Linked DNA regions of Homo sapiens: region 2 is linked to region 1. Evidence: chromatin loops called from intact Hi-C (ENCODE). Cell type or tissue: endothelial cell of umbilical vein. All regions are shown on one strand.

Region 1 (2,500 bases):
CAGGTGATCCACCCACCTTGGCCTCCCAAAGTGCTGGGATTACAGGCGTGAGCCACCGCGCCTACTCTCTCATTCTTAAAGTGTGAAGAAGAGTCCTCTGTGCTCGAGCCAGGACCTTCTCCGCCTCTCACGAAGGGTTTCTTCAGGGCTGAATCTGCACGTGTGCAACCCACTACAGGAATGTGTCTAGTGAAATTATTGGTTTTACTTGATTTTACAAAACAAATGAACGTTTTTTTCATCCAGCGATAATTTGGGGCAATGAAACAAAAATTTCCAAACTTGGGGGACACAGAAGGGATATAGCTAAGCCATAGCAGCTTGACATATGCTTGTTAAACCATCAGGATTTGAGAGCAAAATTAAACCATTCTCTGGACCCAATTCACAAGGCAGCCCTAAGTACTTAGAGACACATGGCTAACAGGAACTGGACACACTAAATTAGCTCCCAGATGCACAGTCTAAAATATAGGCATACAATTTGAATACCAATTGTCCCTTTGCCAAACCTAGCAATATTAAGCATTATTGGGAAGATGGTCTCATTGCAATTCATCCTGCTTTTGCAATCTTCGCAGCCAGCAGAGACTTGATATATCTATATCTTTCCTCCTCTCCAGGAAAAACGTCATTTGCAAAGCTAAGCCCGTTGGCAGGGGCCTCTGGGGTTGCTCTATTATGGGCTGTGGGACACAAATTAATTCTTTCATTTCTATTCTGGACACAATTGCATGCATATGAATTCCACAGGTGCATGCTTTTTTATTAAAAAAAATAACAAGGGAAGTGGAGTTAGACCTTGGAACAATTTGTTCCATAGAACTGAGTGAATCATCTCCTATAATGAGCAGCGTTGGCCAGAACTGCAGCAAACATTGAACATTCCCGTTTATCAATTATTCAGGGGCCTTCTGCCTACCAAGGACATTCATTAATATGTGAAAAGCTGATTGGCTCTTTGCTCGGTTACTCAGCGTCCATCGGAAGGATATGGACTCACTTGCCATTCTTACTGAACAATTGTGTGCATTTCCATTAAAGATAAGAGGCTTCATTAAGGAGAATTTTCCCCAGAATGTCTCTCCCCATAACTGAGGACCCAATGCCACGTGATGTGGAGTCCTTTTGTGAGGACCAGGAAGCGGACGGGGTTGTGCTGTGTAAGCCTGCATCCCAGGAGCAGTTCTTGTCCAGTCAACAAGTCTTTGACTGGAGAGAAGCACGGCTCTCAACAAACAAGTTTTTGTTGACTCTATGCCAAGTCCTTGCTACCCAAAGAGTTGTCTGTGGCATGCACGTGGATGCTTGTTAGAAATGCAGAATCTCGCCTCTATCCCAAACCTACTGAACCAAAGTCTGCATTTTAATCCAAGTTTGAGAAGTACTTTAGAAAGCAACAGGGTACTGAACGCTGGAGATATAAAGCATCCTGGCCTCTGCTTTCCCAGAGCTGCGATGAAGGTTGGGAATGTGTTAAAAGAAAACTCCTTCCACGAGGGGCATGCTATGGTAGCTGTTTGTACCACGTGTTAGGTAACAGAAGAGACAGTGGTTGCCTTCACTGGGGTGACAGGAACTCTGGAAGGTGATAGTTTTCCAGGTGAAGAAGGGACAGTAGGTTTCCCTGCTTTACTGCTATCTCCCTATGGCCTTCGGTCAGGCCTGAACTGTGATGAGAGTCTCTGCCCCTGCTCTTTGGGATTCCTCAAATATCCTCCCTTCATTGTTCCCTGAATTATCTAGATCAATACAAACCAATCCCTCCTCTGCTTAAAACTTTTAATTGCTTACAGGGGAAAGTGCAGACTCCTTAGCTGGCGCACAAGCCTTTTGCACCTGGCACACATAGAGCTTTCTAGGGCTATCTCCTGCCATTCTCTAGCCTGTCTCCTTCTGCTCTGGTTCTCCAGAACTGCCCATGAATTCCCTCACATGCCTTTCTGGTTTGGGCACCTGACCTTTTCAGCAGCTGTTCCTTCTGCCTGGACTGCTTTTCCTCCACGTTCACTTGGTGAACTTCTCTTCATCCTTCAAAGCTCTGCTCTAGCATTACATCCTCAGTGAGGCCTTTCATGAATGACTCCTAAAGAAAGTTAATCATCTCCGACTTTGGTCTATTTCGGCACTTTGCATATCTATTACTTTATAGATCAGGTTCTATTATTTGCTTAGTGGGCGGTTTATCTGCAATGGTGGTTGTAAGTCTATTTATTGAAGGCAGGAAATATGTTGATTTGAATCCTCAGAATGGCACATAGAAAGCTTTAAGTATTGCTTTTTGAATGAACTATAATTTGAAAAAAAATGGAAAGCATGAAGGTGCTGCACATGTTGAGAGATGTGCAGTTCTTTTGATCTGGTTTCAGCACAAAATGAGTGAGGGGATGCAGATAAACACTGCAAAGGTAGCTAAAGCCTAAGTTGGGAAGGGCCTTAAGTGCTCCACTAAAGAGTTTGAACTCTCAGAAATCACTAATGTTATTTACAGCAGGGGGAT
Region 2 (2,500 bases), 270 kb before region 1:
AGTAAAAGTGCCTTCTCAGCTAACAAAAGTTAGTCTATCCCATATCCAGTTTTAATACTATCAGAAATAATTTAATTAAATATTGAGTTTAGAATTATAAATGATTCTTGTTTTAAAGCAAAACTACATGCAGTTAGCATCACCTAACCTTCTCAAAAAAAAAAAGCTGGGGGGTTGGGAGGGAGACAAGAACAAGTCTTACCTCAATAAAAGAATCAATGTGCAACATTAGAGCTTGAGTCCTACTGATGATAAACTGATTGACACATGCAACAGCGTGAGACCTAGAAACAAAGTTTAAAATTTAACATATGCTCATTGTAACTTTGTTCTATCTATAGAAAATTGGTAAAAACATTCCTCCATAAAAATATTATGATATGTCTATCAATATACCCACTAAAAAGAATACGTCAAACTTCTGTATCAACAAGGAAAGAATTTGAATGATATACTAAGTGCAAAACGCAAGCTGCAGAGCAATATGTATTTCTAAGCAACTGAAAAATGTTAGAAAGGACATGTGCAAATTTTTAATAGTGCATACCCATAAAGAGTGGAGGTTGGGGAGGGGCAAAATTTTTTTTTTTAGATGCCTACAGATTTAAAAATGATAGGTAAACATTCCTTTTGAAACTAAAAATGGAGAATAGTCCATGTGTTCTGGCATATGCAATTCAATTGCTCAGCAGTTCTTATTGACACCAACTTTAAAAATTTACTCTTAATCTAATCATTTCTCACTGCTTTCATTTCTCTCAACCAAGCCATGATCTCTGATCTCTTACCAGGGTTAATGAAATAGGCTGTACTTGGTTTCCTGACTTCCATTGTGCCAAACCCCACTACAGCCTGTTTGACACACACAGACCACACTATACTCTCATTCAGATTGCTGCAATAAAACTTAATCTACTTTTTCTACAAAAGGTCAAACAGTAAATATTTTAAGCTTTATGGGCCACATGAAGACCTTTGTTGTCATTTTTTTCCCTCTTAATTACAACCTCTTAAATTTAAAAATCATCCTTACCTTGCAGGTCATGGGCTAAATTTGGCTCCATGGGACATAGTTTGCTGACTACTTGCCTAGACATTCCTTTATACTGTGGCTCCTCCCTTACCCCCTAACTTCAATTCCCATTATGCTGCTACAACCCAAAGTTTCTTTCTTTTGTCACTCTAAAAGGCTGATTCCTAATTCCAGAGACTTCTCACTTGCTGTTCTGTCTTAAACATCCTTCACCATCTTTCATAGACTCACTTCCTTACTTTGTTCAGTCTTTGCACAAACGTTTCCTTTACAGACAGCCATTTACATAAAGTATCTCTGAATCACTGTCTATCCCTGATCTCATTATTTTTCCATTGTACTCATGACTGTATGAAATCATATTACTTATTCATTATCTGTCCTGTCTCCTCTTCTGAAATATAACCCCATGAAAACCTTTCTTTGTCTTAACCACTGTGCCAAAAACAGTTGATTTTTGGTTCTGCAGTTACAGCAAAGCACATAAACATTTACCAAGATAACATTAAGTGAAAAAAGCATACTATGGGGAGCTCAACCCCTTAAATGTTCAACACAGGGTAAGCTACCTATGCTTTAAAGTGTGTTTTTCTCATTCTATAAAACTACTACTGGCTGGGCGCAGTGACTCACGCCTGTAATCCTAGCACTTTGGGAGGCCGAGGCGGGCGGATCACTTGAGGTCAGGAGTTCTAGACCAGCCTGGCCAACATGGTGAAACCCTGCCTCTACTAAAAATACAAAAATTAGCCGGGCCTGGTGGTGCATGCCTGTAATCCCAGCTATTCGGGAGGCTGAGGCAGGAGGCAGGAGAATCGCTTGAACCCGGGCAGCGGAGGTTGCAGTGAGCCGAGATCGCGCCACTGTACTCTAGCCTGGGCGATGGAGAGAGACTCAGTCTCAAAAAAAACCAACTCTGTCTCAAAAACAACAGCAACCTACAATTCATTCATTTGTTGGGGGGATTAAACTACATGAGCTAATATATATGTTAAGTACTTGGCATAGTAAACAAATGGAAAAAAAATACAATAAAGTCTTTTAAAGGGCCTTTAAATCAAGAACAGAAATCTTTTAACTTGCATTTTTTTTGTGTGCATGTAAGGCAAAATTTAAAGGCAGAAATCTCTCCTATCCCCAACCTCCAGAGGCACCTACTACTAGCCTCCCCAAACCATTTTTAGAAACTTGGGAACAGTTAGGACTTACATTTTAAATTAAAAGAAACAGTGTGACGTGCTTTCTTTGGAAGTTTAATATAGTTTCTATACATCAGCAATGAAGGAAAAAACTAGAAAGTGTAACTTAAATGCTACCATTTACAATAGTATCATAAGACCAAGTAAGTGCCTGGGAATACATTTAATATGTAATATGTTCAAGGCCTCTAAAAAGAAAAGTAGAAAACTTCATTAAAAACAAGCAATTGGCTGGGCACGGTGGCTCACGCCTGTAATCCCAGCACTC

What was found. A loop is a pair of places that touch in the nucleus more often than their neighbours do. Peaks named below come from ENCODE experiments on the same cell type or tissue, not always from the same donor. Only the 100,000 strongest peaks of a DNase experiment are listed, where the experiment ranks them.
Region 2: a loop joins it to region 1, with 8 times the contacts of the local background. A loop is called at or near these places in 1 of 110 quality-filtered maps.

What each region holds. Positions count from the first base shown.
Region 1 is chr5:72,602,931-72,605,430 of GRCh38, reverse strand. The region is part of intron 7 of TNPO1-DT (TNPO1 divergent transcript); the gene reads left to right. Among named protein-coding and RNA genes, the nearest start is that of ZNF366, 97 kb to the right of the region's middle. In endothelial cell of umbilical vein, no CTCF peak of the experiment used is centred here; a DNase peak (open chromatin) is centred at 1,020; H3K27ac peaks cover 2,500 bases.
Region 2 is chr5:72,870,423-72,872,922 of GRCh38, reverse strand. It overlaps TNPO1 (transportin 1), which reads right to left. Exons shown (of 25, transcript NM_002270.4): 7 at 203-284. Among named protein-coding and RNA genes, the nearest start is that of MIR4804, 6.9 kb to the left of the region's middle. In endothelial cell of umbilical vein, no CTCF peak of the experiment used is centred here; a DNase peak (open chromatin) is centred at 1,372; H3K27ac peaks cover 2,401 bases.